Regions from separate parts of the Homo sapiens genome. Here all the other regions are linked to region 1. The links are chromatin loops, found by intact Hi-C in ENCODE. Cell type or tissue: dorsolateral prefrontal cortex. All regions are shown on one strand. Each heading gives the region's core, and the rest is flanking DNA. Links, peaks and the distances in the headings are about the cores only.

Evidence for each region. A loop is a pair of places that touch in the nucleus more often than their neighbours do. Peaks named below come from ENCODE experiments on the same cell type or tissue, not always from the same donor. Only the 100,000 strongest peaks of a DNase experiment are listed, where the experiment ranks them.
Region 2: a loop joins it to region 1, with 3 times the contacts of the local background. A loop is called at or near these places in 11 of 110 quality-filtered maps.
Region 3: a loop joins it to region 1, with 4 times the contacts of the local background. A loop is called at or near these places in 11 of 110 quality-filtered maps.
Region 4: it touches region 1 in a loop (4-fold over the local background); 3 of 110 quality-filtered maps call a loop at or near these places.

Annotation. Positions count from the first base shown.
Region 1 is chr20:20,564,810-20,572,358 of GRCh38, forward strand. RALGAPA2 (Ral GTPase activating protein catalytic subunit alpha 2) reads right to left here. Exons shown (of 40, transcript NM_020343.4): 22 at 7,039-7,137; 23 at 6,649-6,804. Among named protein-coding and RNA genes, the nearest start is that of RALGAPA2, 140 kb to the right of the region's middle. In dorsolateral prefrontal cortex, for the core only: CTCF peaks have their summits at 3,968 (motif pointing left) and 4,191; DNase peaks (open chromatin) are centred at 1,383 and 3,972.
Region 2 is chr20:20,462,107-20,469,655 of GRCh38, forward strand. The region is part of intron 37 of RALGAPA2 (Ral GTPase activating protein catalytic subunit alpha 2); the gene reads right to left. Among named protein-coding and RNA genes, the nearest start is that of INSM1, 98 kb to the left of the region's middle. RefSeq lists an enhancer at 1,863-1,912. In dorsolateral prefrontal cortex, for the core only: a CTCF peak has its summit at 3,447; DNase peaks (open chromatin) are centred at 2,175, 3,235 and 3,441; H3K4me3 peaks cover 602 bases; H3K27ac peaks cover 3,375 bases.
Region 3 is chr20:20,446,126-20,453,674 of GRCh38, forward strand. The region is part of intron 37 of RALGAPA2 (Ral GTPase activating protein catalytic subunit alpha 2); the gene reads right to left. Among named protein-coding and RNA genes, the nearest start is that of INSM1, 82 kb to the left of the region's middle. RefSeq lists an enhancer at 6,645-6,754. In dorsolateral prefrontal cortex, for the core only: CTCF peaks have their summits at 4,539 and 4,740; DNase peaks (open chromatin) are centred at 4,536 and 6,446; H3K4me3 peaks cover 1,358 bases; H3K27ac peaks cover 2,986 bases.
Region 4 is chr20:20,432,239-20,439,787 of GRCh38, forward strand. The region is part of intron 37 of RALGAPA2 (Ral GTPase activating protein catalytic subunit alpha 2); the gene reads right to left. Among named protein-coding and RNA genes, the nearest start is that of INSM1, 68 kb to the left of the region's middle. In dorsolateral prefrontal cortex, for the core only: a CTCF peak has its summit at 3,403 (motif pointing right); a DNase peak (open chromatin) is centred at 3,437; H3K27ac peaks cover 674 bases.

The DNA of each region.
Region 1 (7,549 bases), core at 1,289-6,288:
TATATTCTGAAGCCATCTTATATCCTGAATTCTTGGAAGTACATTTTCCAATTCTTAGAAACCTTAGGAATAAGGCCCCACATTAGTCCTATTTTTACTTGTTGTATAAACCTATAGTTTTTTTTAAACTGTTTTTAAATGAAGCTTTAACAAAGTTAGCCTTCTAAAGGTCTAAAGTTCCTCTACTGATACACATCAAAGTTATTATTTCATCCTCGGAACATCAGTTAGATCTTTAAATTCACAAATAAGTACTTTATCTGCTAGTGTTGAGTTAAAATCCTATAAATTAAAACCTTGGTAAAATCACTTGCTGTACAGAATGAGCACTTTAGAGACATGTATTAAAATTATTTCCAGGGATTTGAGATAAACAAGGCCTCCAATTTGCCATCCTAATTCTTTACCTTTCCTGGAACTGAATACTCACTTATGTTTCACCTTAAATATACTTTGAAATTTATGTTTATCTAACATATATGGTTCCATAGTAACAAGTCTAAATTTTCAGCAAAGAACAATTCTTTGTCTGAGAAAAGGTGATGCAATTATTACATATGACTGCATGATACAGGCTGTCTGGGGTTATTAAAAGAGTCAGGTATGGCCAATTTACAAGTATCACCCCTGCACCTTGCTTTCAAAGCTCACTGCTGAGTCTTAATGCTCACTGAGGGGCCTCATGGGATCTTTTTACAAACGACTGTTTATTATTATATTATTCCATCATATACCTCATGAGAGGGGGTTGTAACACCCGTTAAGAAAATCATGAACTACTTTGACTTCTGTGATAGAATACTGCTCTATATATGATGTTTAAAATTATGGTTTTTTTTAACATTGATGTGACAAAACGTTCATAAAAATGTGGAGTTAAATGAAAGCAAAATGTTCCTACAAGCTAAATATTATTGCCTACAAAATAAGTGGCTAAAATTTTAAAAATACAAAAATTAAATTAATGCTCAAGTGCATTCAGCAACTGAAATATGAACCAGTGTTGATCATGTATTGCCAGTGACCAGCACAGCACTTTGCAGAGCAGTTACTGGCTGAGCCAGGGTCTTACTTGCAGGCAAGAGAATCCACTGTTTTGAGATTAAGAAGAAAGAGACTTCTATGAGGGTGTTAGATGGTCTGGAGAATGTCTAGAAGTGCCAGGGAACCAATCACAAATCTCCACAGCCAGGAAAAAGCTGGTAAGCAGGAACACCCAGCCACATCACAAGGCTGTTCCAGCAGAGCCCACTGTCTGCTCATCTCAACAGTGATGGTGGTGCCGGAGCAGAACCTCCATGACAGGAGGACCCAGATCCCCCTGTGCTGCTGCCCACCACTCCCCACATCTACCTTCAAGTGCCATGTTGGCTGGTGTCTCTGCTGGACAGAACCTGGGTCAATGCCAACCCAGCTGCAAGGAGTCTGGGACATGCAGTGTTCAGCTTTCTAGCTTTCCTTGTACAGAGGCTCATTGGGTGGGGTGAAAAGTGAGGGAAAGTGAGCCGATAGCCATGGACACAAAAGAAGCATTTCTGGATCATAAGCATACATGGGTAAAACAAATGTATCAATCGGTATGTCTGTCTACAGCACAGGGAGTGGTTATTTCTCCACACGTTGTAAAATTCCACAATGCCTAGTTATGTTTTTTAGTCAAATCATTATGTTCAAAGTAAGAAAATGTATATGGAGAAAGAAAAAAAATCAACACTTTAAGATATCAGAAATAAATGATGGTGTTGCTGTTCTTCTCCTTACCCTTAATATTATTACAAGAGCTCATGCTTACTAAGGGATCATATCCATGATCCAGACTGAATGCATTACATGTTTTTACCTCTTTCAAGTCTTCAAACAACCCTCTGAGGTAGGCACTATTATTATCCTCATTCGATAGATAAGGGAGCCAGAGCACAGCAAACCCAAATGATTTGGCTAATAAGTAACAAAGCCAAGACAGGAAATCAGACAAGCTGACTTGAGGTCCATGCTCTTAACCAATACACTTTATCACACTCTATTACACTAGATCTTAACTTTATGCTGTTATGATCCAAATATGTTACTTCAGGGCAGAACAACAAACACTTCTGCATTGGAGAGAGGCCTCATGCTTTTTTGGTGCATTATAAAACACAATATTATAGATGAAAATGACAAAGACCCACATTTCCCAAAATGTCTATATGCATATTTGCAACAATAATTTTACATTAATGTAGGCTTTGCATTTAAAAGAGAATTTAACTTTGATGTATAACAGACAAATTACATTAAGACATTAAATCTGTAAGTCATTGTTAAAAAATAGCTCACTTATTTTAAGCAAAGAAAACCTTCCAGTCTCTGATACATGTTCTTACAAACATGAAAATAAAATTCCTTTCCTCAACTGTCCTTTTCCATTTCACACATATTGATCTTTCCATCTGTTTTAAATAATCATGAAATTAATAAAAACTGTTTTTAATAAATCCAAATCATAGGTTCTTTCATGTCAAACTATTTTGGGGAATTCTGATGTGAAAAAGCTGCTTAAGTGTTAGGAAAAACTGAGAACAACAAGAAACAGCTTTAGAAGAGAAACTGAAGGATGATGAAGAACTGAGAAGGCAACTGTGGAAAGGTCTTTCCAGGTTGGGGCAGGGTAGTTTAATAAGGAGGATTCTGAAGTGGAGTAGGACCAAGGGCAGAGCCCAGGCAAAATAAAACGGAAGGGAGAAACAACATCAAGGCTGTTGGACCAATACGCTTGCTGTGAATCAATAAAAGAAAACATACCTGGTGGAATAAGCCAAGCCTGTATGTGAATTCTAACAGGCTTTTTAGCCTGTGGCACTGGGCAAAAGTTTTAGATATTTTTTTGAAGTTTCATTATTTATAAAATGGGCCTCAGGGGCCTGGGTACTATGGCTCACACCTGTAATCCCAGCATTTTGGGAGGCCAAGACGGGAGGACTGCTTGAGCCCAGTGAGCTATGATTGTGTCACTGCGCTCCAGCCTGGGCAATGGAGCGATACCCCATCTCTAAAAAAAAAAGCAATAATAAAATAAAATAAAATAAAATAAAATAAAATAAAATAAAATAAAATAAAATAAAATAAAATAGGCCATGGTATTTATTGAATTGAATTGCAGAGAAGATTCAATAGTACAACATCATGCAGTCCCCAGCACAGAGTCCAGCACTGTGAGTGCTGAAGAAATAAATACTCCTAAGCACCATCACCAGCCCACCCTCAGACACAAAGCAGCTGAGCAGAGGGAAGCGTACTGGGAGACTCCTTCACAGGCAGGCCGGGTAGCCCTGAAAGTCACGCCAAATTTTCTTCATAATTTATAGTTATTTTGGAACTGTTTATAATCCTAATTATTTTGTAAACCACTAACATCAATTTTTAAAAAAAATTCATTGTCAAGGAAAAAATAAAGCCATTTCAAACCATGTTTTCGATCACACCAATCAACCACGAACCCATGTTACATATGTACCGGGGGAAATACTACTTGATAAATTCATTGTGTTAGTATTACATAAGTTATTAGGATAACCAAAACTGGTTAAAAATACTAAAAACAGTTGCTTTGGAATGCACTACATTTTTCTGGCTGTTTGGTATATGTATTATTATTTTTTAAGATACAAATGGTCATGTCTGTTTACATAATAAATTTGCTATCATATTAGATGAAACTATAACTTTCCAGGATTGCCAGAGAACACAACTCATGAGACATCTACTTTACAAATTGTTTTTTAAACTAAAAAATGTCTTCAATTACTATGAACATCATTATGTTTGAAAATACTTTTTAGCATCTTATAACTTATTTAATTCAACACTTTATTGGTCACTACTGACATAATTTTGATACCTTCAGATTTAAGAAAGAACTTCATGAAACAACCAAGCCATACAAAGCATAATGTTCAAAGGCCCATGAACCACAAAGCTGCGTCGTGCAGACAAGTGTGCCACCCAGAGGCAAAAGGAAGAAACCCACCTTGGATTTTATTTGTGAGACAAAACTGATAATGTTCAATTTTAAACAATTATTTATGATTATTTATTTAAAAACACAGGACATCTTTCATAAGGTTCTCTCTGCATAAATAAATCCTTTTGCTGCTAGGATACATAAAAGTGTGGCCCTTTGAGAATTCTCACAAAATAGAAAGAAGCCCTGAGATGGTACCAGTCACAGGTACATAGTTTGTTAATTAAAAAATTGAATTTAACTGTATTCTCTACCATAAATGCTTTCTTTTCTTTTTATAATTAATATAACATGTGTTTCCAGAATTACATAAGTTCTGAAACAACCACTATGATCTATTTAGACGTGTGGATCAAAAGTTAAACTAATTACCAGAGACATTTCTTAACTTAAATGAAAAAAAGTTTCTTTCATTAGGTCTTCTGCGTAATTTTCATCTGGCAAAGGAATAAAGTTTACTTAGAGTAATTCTGTTTGGCAGACAGTCAGCGCTTCTAAAATATATAACAATAATTGTTAAGGTTAAAGAAAACAGTCAACTCTATTAAACTCACATAAAAATTCAAGCTTCTAACTAAGCCTAAATAATAGGCTGATTTTAAATAGAGATTTATGATATCCTCATTTCATCTTAGAAGTCTGAATGTTGGGATTACTGTTAGCATTGGACCATCTTTTAAGATTTATGTATTCCACTATGAACTATAAAAGATATTGAGCCTTAACTTAATTAAAAACATAACATGCATTAAGATGTAAAAACAATTTTAAGCACAAAATTTGGAAATTCTTTTGTCTATACTATAAAATTGTATTTCTTGAAAATGATTTATAAAATAATTTTTTTCAGGTTCTCAAATGTTATATAATATACTCTTATTTCATCTCATTTTACTGTTTCATTTCCACATCAACACATCTTAAAATAGAAAGACAATTCTAAACTCATTTATGTGACTTTCTAAAAAATTCATTCTAAGGAACATTGTTTACTGCTAACTTACTTGTTTTTATAAAATGAGAAGGATCTATAGTTGATTATTATTTCCAAGTAAATTTTTTTTCCTGCAAAATATTAGCATAAGGCTTCTTTAAAGTAGGGTATTGTTAAGTAAACCTTCCTCTTTTGTTTCTTTCACTGAAGGAGTTCATTATTATCTGAGAGTTAATTGTCTTTTCTATACCCCATAATCCTCCACATACCCTGAGTTGCATCATTCTGTAAAAGATGCTTCCACTTGCAATGATGCCTGTAAAATATTTGAGCAGGGAGTACAAACAATTCTACTTTGTGTTCCTATTTCTACATTTATCTAGGAAATAAATGAGATTATGGGACTAAGCCAGCCTGCTACATGGATGTCCTCTATACACTGCTAAAATCACAATGAATATGACAGACTACTCACTAGGACAGTATGGTTATTATTTCATATAAGAGTTCAATGATTTTTAAAGCTCAAAGTAAGTATTGGGAAATACATACTGCAAACTATTTAAATTCAAGTACATTCTAAAGCAACAAAAAAAGTTTGCTTATCAGGAGAATAACTTCTTACATGTACCCTGAGGTATCAAAAGGTCTGTGTGTCTGCATCATACCTTCAACGAATACAAAAAATGCAGAAAGGACAGTTACTTGATAGTTAATAAATGATTCAAGTTCATTAATAAGTATTTACAATTTAAAGGGTAAATCTCAAACACTCCCTATACCTCTATATTGGTTAAGAAAACCTAGTAATAAAATGAAATGTCTTAAAATTTATTGAATCTTTTCTATTCCTTTCTTTCCATCCCCAATGCTACCGGCTTAGTTCTTATCATTTTTTTAAAATCTGTATTAAACACTTCCTAATTGTTCTCCATCTACAGGCCAATCTCTGATTCTATCCTACTATCACATTTTCAAATCCATCTTCCAAATGCAGTCCAGAATCTCTGTGAAGCATAAATCAATCACATCACTTGCCTGCTTGATATCCCAAATCAAGTCAAGAATCCATGTGTCCCTATCCGTAATCTCCCTCAACTGGCAGAAGTCTTCCCAAGGGAGGAAGGTCAGGGTCTGGCCACACCCTATCTCCCAAACCTAGGGCCTACAAGGAGGAAGAGGTAGCTAGTGGCTCCTTGGGCCTTTCTGTTCGAACTTGAACCAAACTTAAATTGCATTGGGAGAAATTAAAATAACTCCTTATCAAGAAATGTCTGGACTCATCTTCTATCTTACAGGTAAAGTCTTTCACAAAAACATCCTAACTACTAAAACAACAATTTTCAAACATTTTTAAATGATCAGTACCACTTTCTTCAAACCATATTTAATGCAGAACCCAAACAAAAAGTGGTTATAATAGTATTTTGAGGTTGACAACACAGGCAGAGGTTAGATCATAGAGGCCATAGAATAAAATTAAAATTTGGTTGGCACAATGCAAATGCAAAGTCAGTGGGGAGAAGAAGCAGGGATGTGAAACCTGATTTACATTTTTGAAAGACCATTGTGCTTGCTGTGTGTAAAAGAGTTGAAACTACTGAGAAATTCAACACTTCTGATGTATTTTCATAAATATTACTAATGTCTTTAAAGAGTGATATGCTATTTCCAATTAATGGGCAATCACAATAAAGGAGTCGCAGAATACCTGATCCTCGCTGGTTAATCCCAGGTGCATCACAAGGTAAAAATGCACCAGGAAATCTGAGTTTGGCAGAACGTCCTGGCGTCTGGTCATCATGGCACAGATCAGCCTGTAGGCTTGTAGTTTGCCTTCCTTATATTCATTTGGCAGTGTCGCCGCCTGTCAAGGAGATGATGTTTCCAGATTAAATCAAGCCCAGGTGCAGAGTATTTCAACATTTCATTTACTTCTCAGTTTTCCTTAAGAGTTGTTTATGGACATGTGGGATGCAGTTACTTTAGTAAGACCCAGCCTGTCTTCAAAACATGCAGTCTTGGGCAATTACATTTTTCAAACTCAATTTCAGAAAGGAAGAGGAAATCGCAATAAAGGAATAAACACATATCCACTTGCCTTAAACAGCCATGATGCAAACATTCTGAGTGGTGGGATCAAAACTGGAGGAGATGGAGAAGACTGGTTATCCAGGCTTATTGCTAGATTATCCCGTATCTAATTCACAAAGAGGAGAATTTTAGGGTAGGTAACATTACGTTTATCCCAACAGTATTTCAACAGTCTTCTGTGACCATATAGCTGCTTTCAGTTAATTTCTATAAGTGAAAACCTGTAATATTTACAAGTTTCTCTTTTATTGTGAAATTATCCTTTTGAATTACATGTTTGGCTTACTGTATGTGGTTTTAGATTTATATACAAAACAAAGGCATTGTTTTTCCTTGAACGTTAATGGCTGGGGAGGTCCTGAATTCCAAACGATAAGTAACATTTTAATGAGTTATACTGAACAAACATGAACCATGTTTTTGAAAAAAAAATTTAATACATGTGAATGTCAGAACCCAAACAAAAATCAGAATAAAAATTGTATGTACTACTCAGGAGGCTAAAGCAGGAGAATTGC
Region 2 (7,549 bases), core at 1,321-6,320, 100 kb before region 1:
TAAGGAAAGATAAAAATCATAAGCCACTAAACATTGTAGCATTTCATTTTTGTGATTCTGATGAAAAGAGTTACAAAAAGACCATCTGAACATACAGAATATCAGGTGTAGGTTTTCTAAGGAATAATGAGAAATCACCCAAGAGTTGGCTATTTAAAATATTGTGGCATTTTGGGGACATGCTATCCTACTAGAAACGAAAGCAGCTGTGCACTTCTCAAGTTGAATGTGTTAAAGCCATGTGCAAAACACAATGTAAACATTAAAGTGCATCTGGACTCCCTAGGGCTGGCACACGGGACACCTGATCATCACGGAGGAGAAAAGGGAGTGGGCACCAGCACAGAACCCTGCAGTATCCTTCCTTCCTCCACCCTGGCCCCAATGGTCTCTATCTAAGGCTTTCAAAGCACAGGGCCTCAGAAATGTATCTGAAGCACAAAATTCAAAGTACCCCTTTTAGAGTGTGGTAAAATTCCTCAGTAGTAAAACAGAAAGGACACCCTTTCAAGGCTAACATGATGGCATTTGGGTCGTACTCACCCCTAGATTACCAAAAAAGTATTCTGCTTTCATTAAAAAATTTACTTGAGTGTGTTGCAAATTACTCCAGCACGGAAACCTGCTGGGAGCTCACTGTATACGCCAGGGCAGACTCTGCACAGAAGGGACCACCATTTGGACTTGCCTGCTTTGTCCTTCTTTGGCTTTGCAGCGTCTCTTATTCTAATAAGGTATGTATTATCCTTTTTAGAGATTTGAATAACAGAAAGTCTCACTTTCAAAATATTGCTTATAATCCCAGAGTCCACTAAACGTTCTGTGGATGCTGTTTATGGCATTCTGTTCCTTTCAACATGGGACTGATAATTAGTAAACTGAAATTTGATTAATGTTGGATTAAGAGGTTCTGATGTCTCACTGCAATGTGTTATTTCAGTCTGTGGGCACCAGAAGAGATTGTCTTTAGGAAACTTGTTCCCTTCCCTTTCCAGAATAGGAGGATGGGCTTAAAACCCTGACTTTTTTTTTTTTTGTTAAAGAATTCAGTTTGTAGTCAACAGTTTATAATGTAGGATTCAGTTTTTTTTTTTTCTGTCTCACTGTTTTTTGTTTGTTTTCTCACTTTGAAGCTGGGGCCAATGAATTAACTATTTAAGAGAGAACAAAATAAACCTGAAATAAAAGTCTTCTTCCAAAAATGCCAAGGGTGGGCCTTCCTGGTTGAGTAAGTGATTTGGCATGGATAAACGGTTCAGACAGCTTTAGATCTCACCAGGCTTTGTACCCGCTTTTGATAATATTAAGAACTCCTCTGAAAACAAAGGAGCCGTGTGATATAAGTATCAAAGCCTATGAAAATGACTAGATAATATTTAAAGGGAAAATTAATAAATTTAGACTACTTTGTGCTTTTTTAAATTATGATTTTTATTAGGATTCATTAGGATTATAAAAAGTCTTGTAATGGCCAGACTTTTTTCTATGCTTCATGGCCAGAAGATTCCATGTCTCTTCCTTGCCTGTGTTTTAAAATTTATAATCTTGTTTGCCTACTGCTGAAAAGTGTGGAAGAATCAGGAATAATGGCTCCCTTTGAAGCTCTGTCATTCCCAAAGTAACCATCTGAATGCTAAAGAAATATTGTCATTTATGGAATGACCTTTTGCTCTTTGAATACTCAGACATTAATAAATGTTAAATGCTTAGCAATCCTAGCAGCACTATGAAAAAGGTAAGTTGGGTCAGCAAATACCCTCTTGCATGCTTTTGATATGATGACCATTTCCACTTTTCTAACAGCTTTCTAATAGCAAAAATGTATTTGGGAACAACAGTGGAATTTGTGTCATCATGACCAAATGATTACGGTGCAAACCCGAGATTCTTCTGGGGCCCAGCAGGCTTCTGGTCCCTATGGAAACGAAACCTCAGATATTGTCCTCCACTCAGCTGGAGGACGAAGCGCCAGGAGGCTTTTGTGCTTGGTGAGATTTCTTCCACAACCTTCCCGCAACAGACCCTAGTGCTTCCTCCAGACTCTTTTCTAATTGAGATGCAAATTAATCTCTCTGGCTGATTACACTTCCCTTAAAGCTACTGACAAATGCAGCTGTAACCAGAGTTTGCGGACTTTCCAACAAGTGACTTCAGCTGTCAGTATTTGCATGCTCAGCCAAGGCCCGCCCGCTCCCAGTCTCAGAGCCATGGAGAGCTTCCTTTAGGCATTACAAGCCTGTTTTATTTATGTGTATACAATTTACATACAATTAAGAGTTAAAAACAAAAAACCACAACTAGGTCCCTAGGATTTATAAATGGACTCTGACAATGAAATTAGGCCTTTTCAGACACTTCTTTCTGACCCAGGTCTAGAGAGTCACTCCTTTCTCAGGAGGCCAAGGCTTTGATGGTACATTTCCCTCCCACTTCCTTCTTGTCTGCAAGGTTTCTGACTTTAACAATGTTTGAATTCAATCTCTCTTTCAAAAACCAACTAAATAAACTAATGGCTCTAAGAAAATGGGATCACTTCCTTTATAGTGATCTCAATAAGATTCTGTTAATTTAAAATCAAATATGAAGTTACCATTCTAATTGCCAAGATTTCCATATAAATGTGCTTCAACAACTTAGGGGTGATAATGTTAGAATGATTATTTAGAGCACAATAAAAATATGCACAAAACACCCAGTAAGAAGAAAAAAACACAAAAACCAATTTTTCGGTAAAAATTATTTGCTTCCTCTTGAATCCTATCTATTTTTGAGTTCCTACTATGTGTCAGGTGCTATTTTAAGTGTTCAGGATCCAGCTGTAAACTAAACATTCAAAAATGGAAAAGAGAGAGTTAATGTATATTTATATACATACATATGCATACATATTCTATTCCTAAGGCTATATTTCACCTTAGGCAATTAAGGCCTTCAATTTTGAAAAAGTATCATTTTATAAAATATGATTTACTTTTGGCTTCTGTTTTCCAAAATGTTTCTTACCAAATTACTCTCCAGCTTCTTCCCTCCCCCCGCAGGCCTTCACACACACACACACACACACACACACACACACACACACACACACACACTCTCTCATACTAGGGGACAGCAGCAGAATGGACACAAGGCCCCCACTGGGAAAGCCAGCACTGTGGCAAGAGTGCCACATCTGAGACAGAGGATAGAGGAGGTTCAGGCTGGCAAGGAGTGAGTCAGAGCAGAGACGACTATGGGAGGGTGAGGGGTCCTTGGCACAGGAGGGCCTCAAGGGCAGTGTGAAGGGTGGGGTATAGCAGAGTGGCTGAGAGGAGACTCCCAGGTTAGGGGTCATCCCAGTGGGAAGCAGCACGCTCCCTATGATGGTTGGTAGTGAGATGCAGTGACCCACTGGGGATGGAGCTGAGAGAGGGGGGAAAGAGAGAAAGAAGGAAGAATGAGGCTGTTCCTGATATTCCCCTAGGGGGAGCATCAGCCTGGTTTCTCCACAGGCTGTGAGGTTGAGAATAACTTCTGAAGGGATGGTCTTTTTTCTAACAGTGAGATGTCACTCTATAGCAAAAATAGCAGAGTGTACCACCTTCTCTCGAGATTTCTCCTGCACCTTCGCACTTCTCACGGGCCTCATTTCCATGCACCAAGAGTGGAGGGCAGCTCCTACCCCAGGGAACCAGCCTTTCACACAGAAGAGGACCTTCTGCAAGGCACTGAATGAACAGCATTCTACCAGCCTTTATTTTAATACCCACAATGGTAAAAAAGTAAATATTTCCTGAGGCCTAACTCCACAGTTAGGTGGTTCCATTTTTACAACAGAGGTTTGAAACTCCAGTATCTGCAAGGGCCAGGCTGATAATATACAACAATTGCAGGTAACGTTTGCTGGGCTTTCACCAAGGAACAGGCACTGTTTTACCTGCTTGGCCCATTAGCCCTCTCACCAACTCAGAGAGACCAAATGGTGGGTGCCATGGTGGTGGTGCCTGGCACCAGGCCTCAGCACTGGGGAGACACCAGGAGGGACTGTGGTGACCGTGACAGCACATATTCTGTGGAGAGACTGCTGTCAGTAGAAGGAAGGCCCCATAGGGTCAGATATTCTGATTCTTCAGGAGAAGTCAAAAGTCTAGATTTTTTAAAAATGCAAACTCTCCCAATTTTTCAGCATGGCTGACAAACTCAATTTTTAGTTTAGTTTTTTGGTAATGTGAGGAGGACAACTGCAGTTAAAACAAAGCCCATCTGTGGGCTGGATTTGGTGTGCTGGCAGCTGGTCTGCCCACTCTGGTTTTTGAATGTTTGACTTGACACTGAGATAAAGCTGCTTCCTGGTTGCTTCTATTCACTGGTCACAGTTCTGCAGACTGCCATCCTCTTTTAATACCTCTCAGACTCCTGAAACAATTACTTCTTGGTTTTAATGGCTCTCCATTTGGTTACAATTTCTCTGGATTGGCTCTGGGTTGGTCGAGGTCCCTTTTAAAATGTGGCCCCAGGGCTGCACACCACCTTTGGATGCTCCCTGAGGCTGCAGGAGCACAGGCCGTAGTTCCTGTGACTGGACCTCATGTTTCCTATGCAGAGGTCTCAAGAGAATGCTGGTGTGGCTGGCTGTTGCATCACTCTCATCTCTCATCTCCAATCTGTGGCCAACCGAAATCCTCAGACATTGTTCACAATGACTGCTATGAAACCACATCACTCTCACCCTGTACTCAGGCAGCTGATTATCCAAAGCCCAGTACATAACGTTACATTTTGCCCTCTTAAACCTCATCTTGCTGGCTTGGGCCTGGAAGTCTCTCATCTGTTGAGATAATCCTAATGTGTGACTTTGCATCGTGTCAAATTAGTTAACCCTCTCAGCTTTCTGACAAATGGTGGCTTGATAAACATGTTTTAGACCTTTATGAAAGTTACTGAAAAAACTGCTGACTGGAAGACGGGTTAACAGCAAAGCTGTGGCATCGAAACCATACAAGACACACAAAGCTTCTTGCTGACTGGTGCCCATGAATTAATGTATTTTAGATTTGGTCACAGTGAAATCACCCAACTCTCAGGGGCCCATATTTCTCTCTTATACCTGCCAGATGATAGTATTTTATTTTATATTTTACCAAAATCAAGATGTATATGCTTCCTCTAATCTCCGAAAATAGTAATCTTATAAAACACACAGTAAGTGTGTTCCGGATACTTTGTCAACATATTCATTTCTGAAGGCTCACAGGCTATTTAGTAACCTAGTCTAATAATTTTACAAAGGATCCATGCAACATTCCAAAATTCATCCTTTAATCCTTTTTGAAAACAAAATATTTTCCTGTTTCCAATTTTGGGTACATCCTTTATTCTACATGATTTCTAAAAAAATATTTCTTGTGGTTCTGAGATTATTTGTTCTACAGCCAGATACACGTGGCCCTGCAGTCTGGAGCTTAGGTGCAAGAGCCATTGATTGATTGATTGATTGATTGATTGATTGTATTCTTAGCGACTTGAGTTTTAATTTATCCACTTAGGCACTTCTCTGTCCCTTCCCATTTGAAGGAGATGTGATAGAGAAGACGGAAGTCATTCAGATACTGGCTAACAGTGCCCACCTGCTAATTTACAGAGTCAAGAGCTCCTCTTTGAATCTTGATGTGAGTATTTTAACTATGAACGCATCAGAGAACGCAACCTTGTGCAGCTATATTGGTTGCTCCTCCAGGCCTCCCCTTTTTCTTTCTCAGAGGAATAATTTTAAGTTTTTAATAAAAATCCCCTTATTAAAAATCTCTAATTCCTCATTCCCTTTTACAGTCTCAGCCCACCCAGGGGAATATGCTATTTCTTCCTCTGAACTCTTCTTTTTGTAAGGTGCTTCCCAAGTGTCTAGGGTACAGGTCTACCAACATTTTTTTCCCATTCTTCTTCTTCTTTTTTCCCTCCCATTCTTATACAAACTCTACTGAAAGCTCATTACTTTTTGCAACGTCCAACGTCAAAAATCCATTCCTTCAAATTACTAAGAAATGGATCCAAAACAAAAATAGTAGTGCCTCTTGTTTGCATCTCTCAGAAGAGAGATGAGATTGTCTGCCAGCCAGGAATTTATCAAACACATGTCACCTTTGGTTGAATGTATGTCAGAGCTGATATCAAGTAGTAGAAATCCCCACTACAGCTATATTTTGCTTTGGGCCTGTTTAGAAATTTGGATTAGAAAAGCATGGCCATCCCTCCCATCTGGGGGTATAACTCCATTCTGGCTGCCGCTCTTCAATGCAGCCCCTCTCCCCATGCATTTTTCATTCACAGGCACGTGTTGACCTCACTCAGGAGTGTTTCTTTGTGGTGCTGCTACTATCTGATATGTTTTAACATCTTACCTTGCAGTAATTCAGTTCTAGGTCCTCTTATACCCAATCCTCCAGGTGAAGACTTGAGTCTGCTAGAACCAGTCATGAATAAAACCACCCAGTAGGATGTCTCTTTCTTGGCCAGTCTGCTGAAACTAACCCTTCATTTCTCTCTTTCCTGCTTTTCTGTGAAACCATTCTCTCCTATTCCCGTCTTTCTTTATCTCTGCCCCCTCCTTTCAAGCCATTTCTTCAAATGGCCCAGAGAGTTCTGTCTGCGATTCTGTTCTCATACCACCAAGAGACCACCGTTCTATTCTTCTCATTCTCTCCACACCCCCACAAATCTAGCAGGTCCCACACTGACTTAGTCCACCTCCTTTACCTAGATATCCAATCCATCATCCCTGCCACTGCCTTCGACGAGACCCCTGCTCTCTCTCAGAACCCCGTCCATGGCCCCTTAAATGTTTCCATCACCTCCATCCTGTGTGTGTGTGTGTGTGTGTTTGTGTGTGTGTGTGTGTGTGTGTGTGTATTCTATACTCTGCCATATGGAAGCATCTGTCATTCTCAAATGTGATAATATGATGTGCTCTTTCAAAGCCTGGTCCATGAACAAACATTGGCCCCTCATTTGGAGTATCTTCACATTTCTATTCCTAGCGGCAACGACTGTGCCTGGCACATGGCAGGGGCACTGTAAATGTTGACGAATGCTAACTGGTGCTGCCCGGCAAAATAGAACACATGGTACCATTTGACTTATTTTCTGAAATGTATGGAGATGAATGGAAAAAATAAAGATCTGTCCAGGAAAAAGAACCAAAGATCCCACTGAACAAGAAAGAAACAAGGTTGTTATAGCTTTAGGGAGAGGAGTCATTTTTGAAGATGTGAAAATTCGTAGCAGAATTTAGCAATGAGATTCCAAAGTCATGGGTCTAAGAGGGGACACTCTGGTACTATCAAACACATATGTTAACTGAAAATGAAAGTACATTTCACTTGTGAAAGAATGAGATACAAAATTATTTTTTCTTAGGCAGCCCAGTTCTCTCCATCAAATGCTGATAGTTACAGCGAGTAGAGATGGTGAATGCCATTGAGACTATTGTTCTATTGAAGTGGACGTTTATTTTAAAAAGCCACCATCTGTTTGATTCAGGGTGAACTCCTCCTAACGGGCACACTGCATATTG
Region 3 (7,549 bases), core at 1,697-6,696, 120 kb before region 1:
TAGAAACCCAAACTGTGACCTCTTTGGATTGCTGAATGAATGTATATGTTTCTAGTTAGTAAGTGTGAACTGTTAAAACTCACATAAAACACAAAAATTTGAGATATCCCCCTCTCAACTTCCCCATTTTGAGGGTTTCACATAAAAACAAGTGAAAAACATTTAGAGAAATGAAAAAACATTCTGAATATATTATAAATTGGTTAAACACATATGCTGGCAGATTATCAATCTTTTGTTTTGAAAACCACCACATCATCTTACAGTGAAAGAGGTAAATTTTCAAACTATTCTGCTGCCATTACTTTTAAAGGCAAAAACCGCAATTACTTTTGCACCAATCTAAATAGGTTTTGAAATCAACAAGGAGGAGAGGAGAATGATGATTAAGAGGAGAACAGCAGCCACCAGAAGCAAAAGAAATGACAGTACCTTGGCTTTGCAGGATTGCTGTGGAAAGCAAATGCATTACTACGCATAAAGAGATGAATGACACTGCACTGCTCAGCACTGCCCTGGGTTATACAAAGCTGACCTGCGTGGCTACAGGTATAATGCAGAGGGCAAATATTCCACTGGGCCTGGTGGTTCTACATAAATGATAAAGTGAGTGACTTCCTGGGTTGAACTAGTTCCTGCAGATTCAAAATGTGTCTGAGGCTGTGACAGGGTGAGGACACTGCAGGCATTCTCTGGAGTGACAAGTCACCGAGCCTCTTTGGCTGGCTGTGCCCAAACTCGCACTTAGGAAATGTTCTAAGGCCAAATTCCACTCTGGAACTCTCAGGCTGCCATAGTTCTGCTAAGTTTTAGTTTGATGGCCCATTTGTCATGAAGTCAAACCCCAGTTAAACTGATTTCTCAGCTGATTGGCAGGGATAGCATTTTAATTATCTTGCTTGTAGATTTCAACATTTTAATACAATTGCATATAAAGCAAAGATAACTTTTTTCCATTTGTGCTTTTCATTTCATTAAGATAAAAGTGGTTTGAGTCTCTTTTTCAATGGGTTGATAAAGGAAGGGGGCTATCCATTGTCCAGCACCAGAAGGAGGTCAGCTGTCTGACTTGGTGGCAGTATTGAGAATTTGCTAACATGGCAAGCAATTCGAAAGTTTCCCAGGCAAAGATGCATTTCATTTGTTAATTGATTTTTAAAGACTTTATCATGAAAACAGGATTGGAGACACTGCATACAATAAACAAAAATAACATTCACTGGGCACAATGCCCAGAGAAACCAGCTACACAAACACAACACTAAAGGAAAAAGATGGTCCCGAAGAGAGGCCAAAATGGTTCAAGATGCAGAGAGCTCAACAGCAAGGGGCTCCAGAGAAGCTTCACAAACACAATCCTGAGCCCTGGCAGATGTCCTGTCAAGGCAGCTAAACCCTCATCACAGCACCTGTGCACAGATTCCTCTGGTTAGTAAACAAAGTTGCTATTCACATATTCTCTATGCTTTGTAATGCAAAAAATTAGGTTGAATTATATCAAATTGCCTTTTTTTTTTTTTTAACTAGGTCAAACAGTCAAATATCAACAACTTCATGCACTTCAACCCAACATAAAATAAGGAGTGGAACTCATCTCACAATGTCTCTCATTTTTTTGTCATCATGAAGCTCTTTTTCTGGGCACCTGTAGAGAGGATGAGGTAGGACAGTCTCTTGCCTACTGGACTGAGCCACATCGACAGTATCTGAGGATCTCTGCCCCGCATCCTCAGTGTAGCCAGCAATGTGCCAGGTCCCTGATGCATGCAATTCTACAAATGTTAGAGAAGGGAGAGAAACAAGGGGGCATCATTCTGCCTTCCTTGTGCTCCAATTATTCTTCCAACTCTTAATCCCTTTTGCTTTTATCCTCATGGAACATGGGGTACTTAATGTGAAACAACTTTAACGTTCATTTTTTCCAATGTATTAACTTTATAATGGCTAGATGAGAACACAAATATAGTCCCTCCCCAGTTTGGATGGGGGTAAGTAAAAATTGTTTTTGAAAAATGAATATTCAGATGTATTTTTCACCATTATAGAAATAAGAGTTAATATTGTGATGAAAAGAGCTGAATACAACATGAATGTAGAACTCTATCATATTTCAAGACAGAAAGAATTTTTTCTAGGACTTGAGAGTACTTGACCGAGTAGAGTGTAGTTTAATCTCAATGTTAAATAGTCTTTAAGAAAAGGCAGATAATCCATAGGTTGTCCGGTTGTTAAAAATCAGGATTAAGCTCCTGGTCTTAGTTAATAGATGTGTTAAGTAAATGAATGTGGCTAGTTTTATGCTATCTGCCATATAATATCAAATTTATCAGGTCTTTGAAGAGGTGCCAACAAAACACCTCTAAATCCAGACAGAATTTTAGAACACACTAATAATTAAACAGATAATGAAATTTAAAAAATATATTACTTGAGTGTTACTATTTTCCAAGAAACACAGTTGTTACTCCATTATTTTTAATAGAATCTATCCTACAAAGTTTCCCAGGCAATTCTACGAAAAGATATTGGAAAACAGAAATAGCATTTTTGACATTCAAGCATTTCTACAACTTTAATTTCAGAAGGAAAAACCTCAAAGTAACAAATATATTTTTAGGGTACTGAAAGAAAATATAGCTTTAAAAAAATGTTAATCTTTACTCTCAGTGAAGAGAATGACTATGAAAACTGACCAGTGATTTACTTACTCAAAAAGCGACCTGACTTTGGGTTTATGAATGTATATTGAAAAAAAAAAAAAAAGGTAAATCTGCCTTCAAGTTACGACTTAACAGGAGTTCGGTGAGTCCATAATTAGCACCTCCCATGGCGGGTTTTCTAGAATCTTAACACAGAAAACCTGGAATGCACATCTTATTTAACAACCTGAGGAGACAGAGAGCTTTTCACAGGCAAAAACACATTATGAAGTTCATTAATTAAACAGTGCGGGTGGAGCAGATGGATGCTACCTACGCTTGAATGACGCTAAATTGGGACAGAGGTTTGCAGTCCTTAATGAAGCTCCATAAAATGAATGATTACATAGTGATCACAAGTAAACAAACCTGAGAGAAGAGCTGGATTATAGGGCAACAAGTCCTGCAACATGGTAACAAGAAGACCAACATGCATGGAAGCACCTAGTACACAGAGAGGCTTTGACATCATTCAATCCCAGACCATCCCCAGGGTTGAGGAAAGCTGTGTGAGTCTACAAAGAGTTAAACATGAAATGACAGTCGGTGGGGCAATAATATAAAAATGCCTGGCCATGGAAATGAAGGGAGCAGAAACCTTTTTGTCACATAAAATCCATTATTGAGAATAAGACACTCAAGTTTCCTTTTATCTTCACAGAAAAACAGATGCAAAATGTCAGGTACTTGGGCTTTTTAAACTAAAAGGCTTAGCAAAAGCAGCTAGCCAGCTAATGTGGGCATTAAGATTATTTTTCAATCATACTTTCCCCTGTCACTAATTAATTCTTCACTTTTTCAGCTATTGTTAAGCCCTTAACTTTTTTTTTTCCCCCGGACCTAATTAGCTTGTGATGCACATGAACTTGCATGTCTGCTCCAAAGATATCTTTTGAACTCATGGGGTAGAATAGAAATCATTTTGATATTAAAAATTTCCTATAAATATATGCTGTTGTCTGGAACTTATTAGGTTAGAATGACCTATTATGTCTTCCAACTTATACAAAATATAATTTCATTAACAGTAATTGACAACTTTAGAACAAGAATGGCCCGAAGACATGTGGTAGCTACACCTTACAGCAAGCATTAGAGGTCAGCAGTAGTCAATGGGGATGCCCTGCTCTGCTGCCAGAGCCATGACTGTGGATTCTCTGTATGCCTTCAGATGATACTCTTATTTTCATCCTCGCTTCCTGGGCTTTGATTTTCTCTTTCTCATTATACATGGCCTTTATGTAAGCTCTTTCAAATCTATTTTAGAGAGAGGTAGAATATAAATGGATTCCACATATACAAATAAATATCTTGCTAGCAAAAAGACAGAAAAATCACTGTGATGGAACTGCGTCCTCAACTATTTCTCAAGGCAAAAGCACACTAACTAACATCAATTAGATGCTTATTTTGGGATGGACTCTAAGTGGGATATGCCAGTAAGAATATTTAAACTTAATATTTTCACTGCTTTTTAATTTGGAAGCTACATGTATTTAGGTGTAAGAGATGTACACATGGTATCAAAACGGGAATACTTTCCATCCTAACTTAACGATAATTTTGTTTTCATATTTATTCCATACAATCAAGGTTTAAAAGGCTAGGATTCACTTGGTAACAATAATGAGAGAACAAGCTAAAACTAATTGGAATTGCTTCACTTTCTGAAAGCTATATCATTTTGATGGTCTCCTATTCTTAGGTCAAAAGTGTGCACAAATGAGAAACAGCAGGCGGCCATAGAGTCAGGTTGGTCTGGGCTCTCATCCCAGCCCTGCCCTGGCTGTGGGCCCCAGGCCAAGACCCAGCTTCCTCGAGCTTCACTCTCCCCATCTGTGGGTTAACACAGTCCCATTCTGCAGGGTTGTCGCCAAGAGTGAGAATAATGGTCCAACAGTCCTTCTGGGTGCCTGTGATCAGCCTGCGCTTTTGCACATCGTGCACTGATGTTCCAAACTGCCTTTTGGAGCTGAGTTTACTCTCTGGTCCATTGGCTGATGAGAAAGCATTTTATCAGTTACATGCAGACACTAACTACTGACCAAGAGTTCAGGCTCAGCAGTGTCTCCACTTCTGTCCTTAGGTAATTATTTGAATACTCCAGTGAATTTTGCCCTCATTTCATAAAAATGAGTGGTAATAGGATAAAATAAAAGTACTAGTAGGAGCAACAACAAACATAGCTCTCAAACTCAAGGCAGTGAAAGCAAAACTAGAAATCCTCACATATGCCAAACGTGGAGAATTTTAAGTGCCTAATAAATTTTTAGGCACACCAAATACACACCAGCTTATTTCCAATGGCAAAGAGCAAAATTAGAGAGCATGCTTGAAAAATGGCATCAAAACTGGAATATAGAAAGTGAGGCCCACTTAGAAATTTTATATATTTTTGTTTCATTTTCAGAGAATAGAATGCCCTTTATAAGTTAGATGTGCATTTGAATTCCTATCTGTAGATCAGAAAGCAAAAACTTCAGACTTAAACATGAAACCAAAATGAAACATCAATTCTGAGTGTCTAGCCTGCTCCCCAAAAGACATCTTTTGGGCTTCCAAAAAGTAATCTATTTTTAAAAAAATCTATATTACCCTCTTAGGTTGAAGTTCCTTTATAAATTCATTCATTTGCCAAATTCTGATTGCAAAAGTGCTCATGTGCCAGACTGGCTACAAAACACTTACTGATCCATAATTAGAAACTGCCTAATCATTTCATGGTTGCAATTCCTGACTCTGAAATGTTTAAATAAAATGTTCAGTAAAAGGTTATTTATAAAAGAACCAATATTTTGATCACTACTTCAAAGGGAGGCCTGATTGTGTAAATGCAAATAACTGCCTTATTTTAGTACTTAAGGTCTCAGATTGAATGTAGCTATCTATTAGCACAACTGATCCAAAGTTTAGGAGGGACATTCTTTTAGAAGATCCCATGTATTTATTTTCTAGTTTGAAAAATGGACATTTTAATATAAATTTATAATCTAAATTTCTGTTGCCAGAATTTGGTTAAGTGGGCCTTATTTAGTATACTAGAAGAGACTATGCAAAATCATATTCCACAAAAGAATCAACATTCTCTTATAGCTTTAAAATACTATAATGTGAGCTTGAAATGCTCCACACCTGAATTGATAAGAGCATTAGGCAGTAGTTTCTATGAAGCTTTTAAAAGAGAAAGTTAACTTCTACTAAACAATTACAAGTGTTCAACTAATACAGTGTCTTCTGACCGATTTTCTAATAACAGCTTTTAAAATAAATCTACCAAACTGTTTTGACTCTTCCAATGTAAAAAAGAAATTGAAAGTTAAAGCTTAAAAATTCCCCATATAGAGAGGAAATAAACTTAAAATAGAAATTTAAAATAACTTCAATCCAAAGTAAAGCAAATCGTTTCATACACTTTCAGTAAGTATAACAAATTTTATATAGTGACCCAAAAGTCACCATTGTAGAGCTTTGCAACTCAAGACGTTTTAGCTGGAGGGGTTAAAAGTGTGGGTGTGGAAGTCAGCTTTTGTTTGAAAAATTAGCAATGCTATGAGTCATCGTGCATTAGCTGCAGAAGAGTTTTGCATCTTGTACGAATCCAGACACCATATGCCATGCGAAGGCCTATTACTTTATTCGGTGCCACCGCTGACAGGCAGCCACGTGGGTATCCCCAGCGGAAGGGCTGTCTCCTCCCGGCGGCGAGGACAGGAACCCAGTGAGCTGAACACATCCGACATTGTACGGAGCAGCAGGAACAGCTGGTAAGCTAGCAAGCGGCAACGGCCCAGCGAGGAGCGTGGATGCTAATGAGCCTGGCGACAATGCCGGCCTTCAGAGGGGTAAGTGCAATGTCGGCCGGCATGTTCCCACAACAGCCTCAAGAGTAGAATCTGCTCGTTCATGCCTTCAGTCTCATTAAAGCATGATACTGGTATTTGTGGCTTATCAAAATCAGCTGTAAATCACAAGTTATAAATCCGACCAACAGATCCAACATGATTTAAAATGTTGCACTGAAATGCAAGTAAAATTCCACAGGCATCTTTGGGTCCTGATGGAGAGGTGTTGACCAGGCACTGGGGTGGTGGGGAGCCGTGAGTTGATGGCACAGGTGGAGCAGCTGCTGCTGGTTCAGGTCCTGGTTACCATTCACAAAACTGTGTGGCCTCAGGCAAGTTATTTAACTTTTCTGGGCTTCTGTTCCCTCAACTATATTTTTTAAACATAAAAAAGTTTGTGACATAATAGATTGTGTTAAGACATTGCATTGCGTTTGCATAATACATTAAAATAGGATCATAATTGTGCCTTCCTGATAGGATTGCTTAATAACTGAATAAAATATGTGAGGTTCTTAGTGCCTGGGACAGAGCAAAGAATGGTGCAGCTAAGTAAACAGATGTCTCTCCAGGTGACCCAAGAGGACAGCTCCAAGCAGCTTCACCTCCTGGTCTTGTTCTTCTCACACAAGACAAGACAGTAGCACATCTCCTTATGAGTGAGGGGTCTATGGCATGAGATGGGGGAAGGTGTCTGGCAGACACAGTGAGATGAGACAGCGATAAGAAGGGGAGGGAGTGATGTGTGCACATCTGGGTGCTGTGGACCCCAATCTGATTACTGCGGGGGGTGGGTTTGGGCTCCTAGCAGCATCTGAAGCTCCAAGATCACCAAGTTTCTTGATGGTTCCAGGTTTACCAAAGGCTCTTTTCCGCTGAAAGTCGTTTACTTTTTCTGAATGCTCCTTTCTTCCATCAAGTCCCTGTGACGCCTATTCACCCTCCAATTGCCAGGTCACAGGCCCTCTGTGGGACGCCTTGAGGCTCTGGGCTGCACTCTGCATCACA
Region 4 (7,549 bases), core at 1,039-6,038, 130 kb before region 1:
ATCCAAGACTGTGACTGTCTCATTGTGCCTGTAGTGGAGGGCTGCCAGGGCTCTCCTTTGCTGGTTATAAGGAGCTGCCTTGTGTCACAAACCAGGTGATTACCATGGGTTAAACAACTAAGGGCAGGGTGGAGAGTGACCAAGCAGTGGCTCCCTGAGCTCGTGACGGTGCTAACCTTTTCAAAGGTGAGCGCCGTATATATTCATTTCAGCAAGTCACTTAATGAGCTTTTGGATTTTTTCAGCACAAATTAAAGGCACCTACCTGGATTTTTAAATCACTTGGTAATGCCACCTAATCCCCCTGAGTGGAAGAAAATTAAAAACAAGAGCCACAGCATTTCCTTAGAACATCTTGATGTAAAGTTAATGATTCTTTGAGAGAGACTAAATAGCAGACTATTTCAATATTCGGAAACACTGGAAAATACATTCCACCATGCTATACATACATGGGAAAACAAAAAACTATTTATTTATTTAGAATGATTTTGAAAAAAAAAATGAATTCTAATCTCTCCAAATAGCCTCATTTCTGAATATTTTTTAAAACTAGCCCGCTTCCTCTTTTTACCAGGGAGAATCATCATTATCATTAAATACTCCAACTCTGCAATTGTCCACCCTCAAGCTGTCCATGTGAAAGTGACTGGTTGATCTGACTGCCCAGCAGCACTTGGTGCATGGGCAGAGCCTCCGCTCCAGCTGTCTGGAGGTGCACATCTGGCTCACTCGTGAGCACCAAGAATCTCCTAAGTGAATTCTCCCCATTCTAAAGAGCCTGCATTTTAAGAATGACTATGCAAATTTAGTGGCAAGCCATTGGGTCATTTCATGTGATGCCAACAAACATCTAGTAACACTTCTATCCATTTGTCTCTCCATTCAGACATAATTATCAGTCCTACTATGTGCCAGTCAATTGTGTGCCCAAATTATCTTGAATAATTCTCACAAAATCCTATGAAGAAAGTATTGTTACTCTCACTTTATAGCTGAAGAAATTAAGGCTCCGAGTTCAAGATTAGGTGATAGGCAAACCAATATTAGCAATTTCATATGGTTCCACCTAGTAATTTAACCAGAGCCCAAAAAGGTGGTTGGGCAGGGAGGGGCTTCTCATACAATATCTTAAAAGAGGTGAGAGAAAGAAACTAGGAGGAGCACTCAAACCCTGCAAGGGGCTGAGGGGATTTGGAGAAGCTGCAGCCAGGCACAGGATATCTCCAGAGGCTGCTAGCCTGTGAGAAAACAGGAATAAGCTCTTTGATGTAAGGTATCAATACAAATGCAACCTAAAAACGCAGTACTTTTCTGTGCAAGCTGCACCAACAGTTTGACTTATCTCATGAGGCTGAAATGTTTCTCAGATGAGGTCCAACAAGTATAAGTACTCCCCAAACAAACCTACTCAGCTCATTTAAAATAAGCCCTTACTTAAAAAGGACCACAAAGACCTTTGACCAAAGGACCACAGAGACAAGGTCAGCTGATAAATGAGATAGTCTGGATGTTTTTGTGAGATGAAGACGATGCTCACGAAGGACCAGGATTAGCATCTCTGCTTCACCACACAACAGACAAGTGCTAAAATACTTCAAAATCCAGTATACATCAGTGAAATTCCGAAATTTATCAGAACAGAAAGTAGATCAAATAACAAAATACTGCATGATATGTATTTTATATAGTAAAGTATACTTAACAGCCATGTAGATGAAGGTTTTGGCCATGTTCTTTGTACTCAGACATGGCATGCAGTTGTAAGCTCTCTGTAGTAGGGAGGAAGAGGGAGAAGGGGTGGTGATGTACTGGGAAGTCCATGACTTGTTCATCTGGGGGCCTGAAAAAGCCCCTGAAAAATCAAAGCTCTAGTAATTTAGCAAGGTCCAGCAGTGAGGAATAAAGTGTATAAAAGCAAAATGAAGACAAAAATAAAACAAATTTTAATACACATGGTTAGTCTCTCCCAAACAAAAGTTGCTCATAGCCACACACACTGGCCTCTCATGGGAACTCATGGGAAATGCCAGTAGTTCCTCTGTGGGGGTCCCGGGAAAAGTGCAGAGCTAAAATCCACAGTCAGCAACGAGGCCTTGGATTTTAAAATTAATAAGTTCAAAGCCTGATGAGATGGAAAAGGTTGTAAAAAGCACCTTAAAAGCAAGCAGAAACACTCTCAGTCCCCTGTGAGCTGTGCAGGGGACTGTTTCAGCCACAACCAGAAATGGATGCAGGTGAGCCTCTGATATCCTAACACTAAAAACAGACGGAGGCCACCAGCATGGCCAAATGCTCAGAAGTGAAGACCAGGAGGAGATGACCACGTTCTGCATGGGATGTGTTTGTTTTAAAGCAGTCTGCCATTGCCTTTCATCTGTTTGGGTAGAGGACTATATTAAAATTCCTCTTAGAGGCTGGGAGCAGTGGCTCATGCATGTAATCCCAGCACTTTAGGAAGCTGATGCAGGAGTATATTTTGAACCCAGGAGTTTGAGGCCAGTCTGGACAACGTGATGAGACCCCGTCTCTACTAACACATTAAAAACTAGATGGGTGTGATGGTGCATGTCTGTAGTCTTGGTTACTTGGGAGGATGAGGCTGGAGGATCGCTTGAGCCTGGGAGGTCAAGGCTGCAGTGAACTGTGATTGCACCACTGCACTCTAGCGTGGGCAACACAGTGAGACCATGTCTCAAAAAAGTTTTCTTTTAGAGAAAGGCATTCAAAGTGAACTTATGAAAAACAAATCTACAAGTTATTCTCCTGTGTCCTACCCCATGCCCAGAAGCTGACGGGACATCACAGAGAGATGGCTCCAATGTGGACTCTGTTCTTCACCTACGATTCTTGAATGCCATGTTTGCCAATGCTTGAGGTGCAAGGTATCTAAAAGTGGTGGATACTGCAGACCCTTTTCCTCAAGGAGGCCCTGCACAGCCACCTGGGTGTTGATGCCAGATCCCCTGGCTCTAAACTCAGCCCTGGATGAAGAAAATGGTCATGGGAGGCATGGGAGGGACAGGCGAATGCTGCAACAATATGGAACTAAAGTCCATGACGCAGAGGCAGAAGCAACACTTCAGAGATGGAGGGTGTTCACCACCCTGGGCAGACAGCGCGTACTCTGCTAGATGCTGGGAGCAGCTGAGGAAAAGGATGCATAACAGCATCTACAGTTAAGGGCACTGTCATTTGGGGGAGAAAAATTTACATAAATGCAGCTAATACAGAGCAAAAAAGGAAGGACAGTAAAGAATGAACTCTTGAATAAAGTGTACGGAATCATATTATATCTGAAGGAGAAGAGTAGGGAACAGGGGTCACACCCTTACTAGAATGTTGGCTGCTGCAGAGCTGACAATGCTGTGCCATAGCAAAGTGGGAGGAGCATGTGCGTCTCTCCACTTGGGGGCAGGATAAAGATGTGGCACAGTGTGATTTTTAGCAAAGAAGGAGGCAGGCTGATGCTGCCCCGGAGTCCCAGTGTGGTGAAAAGAGGTGGCTCTGTTCTCTTCACGAAGGGAACGAGGGACCCCGACACTGGGATGTGTCTGTGGACACTGCCACAGGCAGGAACTGCACTAGATCTATGGCCTTTCAGGGACTGCTCTGGATTGAGCTCACATGGACAAGAATCAAGATTAGTCTGTGAGCAGGATTAGTAAAAATTCTTAGAAATTTATTGTTCTAAGTTCTGTTTAAATGAACAATCCCATAAATACTGTAGCTGCTCAAGTCTTGAAATGGGGTGAGTTATGTATCAAGTTGAATCATACAAAATTGCTGATTTTTAACCTGCAAAAGCAGCATTTCATATGGTCTAACCCTAATACCAGACAGTAACAGATTACTTGGAAAAGCCCGCTGGGCCCCAGACATTTCCCCGTCTGTCTGCCTAAATCACAGACCTGCCTGTGGACATTGCTCCCTCTCTCTCAGGCCACTTTGCTCCTCAGGAAATACAGCAGCCTCCAGCATACAGTGCTTCCAGGACCCTTCAAATAAAACCCCACGAAGAAACCAGAGCTACTGAAATCCTTAGTACTTCCATGTTCCAAGTAAATCAGATCAAGTTCTCTACACATGTGCTTTGCATGAGTTTTCTAAAAAGATTTCAGTCTATTTAAATACCATCCCTACCAGATAAAACAATTTAATAGGGTAGATCTTTCTTTGCTCAAACACGTTACTTATCTATTCCTTCTTCCAATGCCATCCCTAATATGAAGAAAAAACTGGTAGTGGTTGATAAAGTGTATTTAAGCGTCACGGCAATACATGAGTAAGACGGCAAAGTGTCCCTGCCATCAGCCGGTCCTGGGCCCTGGCCAGGACACAAAGGCATAGAACACCAGCCCAGGGAAGCCATCTCACTTCCCCTGGGGAGACAAACACTGGATGGCTCACGAAGGCTTCAATGTGTTGACACTGTCGTCTCTGCTGCCATAAGGTTGGAGGCCGAAGAGTAATCTAAATAGAAAAAAGAATAAAACCCTGGCCTAGTCGGGTGAGTAGCGTTCTGGGAGAGGCAATGCGTCAAGCCCCAGGCTCCTGGAAGGGAGGGAGGCAGGAAACTGCCATTTTGACTGCCCACTACGTCCTGCCAGACACACTCATGTGCCATGCCTGATCTAATCCCTGCCACGGGCGGGCGGCCAGGGCGCCACCTCATCCGAGCCTGTGCATTGGCCATCATGGCAGCCGCACCGGGGAGACCAAGCTCCGGGGCTAACTAACTGACGGGAGGCTCCGAGCTCTGAATGCTGCCGGTGGGACCTTGGCAAGGTCCCCATCCTCCCTGGGTCCTGTGGCCTCCTCTGCACAATGGCATCTGAACACAAACCATCTGTTCACATGGGAATACATAATATGTATAATTTCATAAATGTTAGCTCAATAAATGTTGGCATTATTAATTCAAACAGAAGTTCACCTCCTGTAAATGGGGAAATTAAGGAGACTGGCAACCACAAACCACTCTGAACGTCCTGAAGACCGCCTGGTCACTGAGGCACACATGACTCTGCACCCTCTGACATGCCACGTCTCATCTGGCCACAAATCCCCATCAATCCAGAACCTGACCACTTGTCACCACCACACGCCACCATCCAGGCCACGCCATTGTCATTTCGTTCCTGGATTATGGCTGTGGCCTCCTACCTCTTCTGGCCTCTGTACCCAGCAGCAGGAGGCTTTCAGGGATGGTGCCGTCCTCCGTTCAGCCTTCAGATGGCTCCCACCTCACAGGAAAAGCGGAAGTCCTTACTGTGGCTGGCAAGGCCCTGCCCCACTGGGTGCCTGCCCCTGCTGTCACCTCTGTGGTGTGGAGCCCTTCCCACACTTCACACACACGATGTGTGTGTGCTGTGCCCTCTGCCTGGGATGCTCTTCCAAGACCCCTGTCTGGCTGCCTCCCTCACCTCCTTCAGGTCTTTGCTCAAATGCCAGCTTTTCTCAGGAGGCACTGTGATCCAGACCCTTCATTCTCCTTTTCTTGGCTTCATTTTTCTCCTCAGTACTCACCATGCTCTAACTTCCCTGGATTTTCATGATCTAGCTTGCTTGCTGTCAGCCTCTTCCACTGGAATGGAAGTTCCATGCGGGCAGGAACTGTGGTATATCTAGCACCCAGAGAACAGGCCCCATACCTACAGAGTCTCAGAAACCACTCTCGCAGGCTAGCTGGCTGAAGGAACAACACTGCAGTGGTTCCAGTGGATCCTGACTCCGTGGTTCTTATGAATCCCGCAAAGAGTGGTTCTTAATATGGGTCAATGGACCCCATGGGGATCTTCTGGGTGATGATCAAAATTCCAGGGGTCCCTGAACTTGGATGGTAAAAAAGCACATCTTCATTCTCACTATCCTATCCTCTAGCTGAAATGAAACATTTCTTTCCGTTATAAATAGGAACATACCACAGTGATACTACCTGTGACTGTGTCACCAGTAGAAATCAGATATTTTCATGACGCATTATATTGTTACCAGTGTCTCAAAATATTGATTCTGCTCATTACTGCTTCAAAATTATAATGATTATTGGACCTACTACTAGAGCTTGGTATTTAATGCATGAATAAAGGCATTCCTATATTACTATATATGCATTTGCTTTAGAAAGCATTTCACTATAACTGATGTACTCTGGAATCCTATATGCTTTATGTTCTGCATTTACAAACATTCTGAGAAGTGCAAGACATCCATGGCACAAAGAAGGTTGAGAGATTGCCTTTGGGACTGACTCCCTTTATCCCTTTTAGTGTCCCTGCTAAGTTCCAGGGTATGTTCACGGTACAGCCCTCAGAGGCAGTGATCAGGGTGACTCAGCCACCAGGGACCACAGGCAGCATGGGCCCGGGGCTGCCAGGCAGTGCGCTCGGGACTGCACGCACGCCAACTGTCCAATCTGGGTTTCTAGCTCCAGATCCAAAGACAGGGTCAAGCTGGGGTTGCCAGGAAGACTCTCACATTTGACTGAAAACAAAATGGAGTTTCAAGCTATCAGACTAAAAGACGGACTAATTATTTATATATATGTATTTCCCCCCAAACAACTAAATTCATATATATTTACTTCATCCTTACAGAGTACTTATTTATGCAAAATGGAGGCTGAGAAATAAATCCTTTAGAAAAAAAGGCGTAAAATTGTGTTGTTCTTCTGACTTCTTGTTTCTCCTGAGCAAACTTTGGGTCACCTTTCATTGGGAAAGGCCCAATGTGCAAAAGGGGAAGAAAAGCACATTCATTAGGCCACTGTCTCTAGCAGGCCCTGTACTAATTACTTTTCGTGTAGGATTTATTTACCATCTCTTTTCCCAGGCATGGAAACGGAGACTAGGAGACGTGACCTGGCTTGGCTCAAGTCACTCTCCCAATTTATTACTAAGTGCCCTGACTGCCATCTGATAATACACAGAGATGCCACAGACCTAATATTCATCCTTCTAAGCAGTCCTGGTTTTAGTTTTTTTTTTTTTGAGACAGGGTCTCACTTTTTCACCCAGGCTGGGGTGCAGTGGTGTGATCTCAACTCACTGCAGCCGTGACCTCCTAGGCTCAAGCGATCCTCCCACCTCAGCCTCCCAAGTAGCTGGGACTACAGGCGCACACCACCATGCCCAGCTAACTTCTGTATTTCTTGTAGAGATGGGGTTTCATCATGTTGCCCAGGCTGGTCTCGAACTCCAGAGCTTAAGCGATCCACTGGCCTCAGCCTCCCCAAGTGATGGGATTATAGGTGTGAGCGACCACACCCAGCCCCTGGTCACTTTTTACAGTTAGGTATCACTAGAGAGACTAAATACCCAACAGGAAACATTTTTCTCATTTCTATTTTCCCATGATAGATACCGATCCTGGGGGAGTGGGCTGGGGAGGGTGATGGGATTATCCAGTGAAAAGCCGCAGGCAACAGTTCAAGTCCCTCTGAATCCACAGCTACATGCACAGCTTCAGAGCAATACAAAACAGGTAATTTAATTCCATAAAATTATCTTTCTACAGTTCGTTTTTTCCTCCTAGCCTACTGAAATGT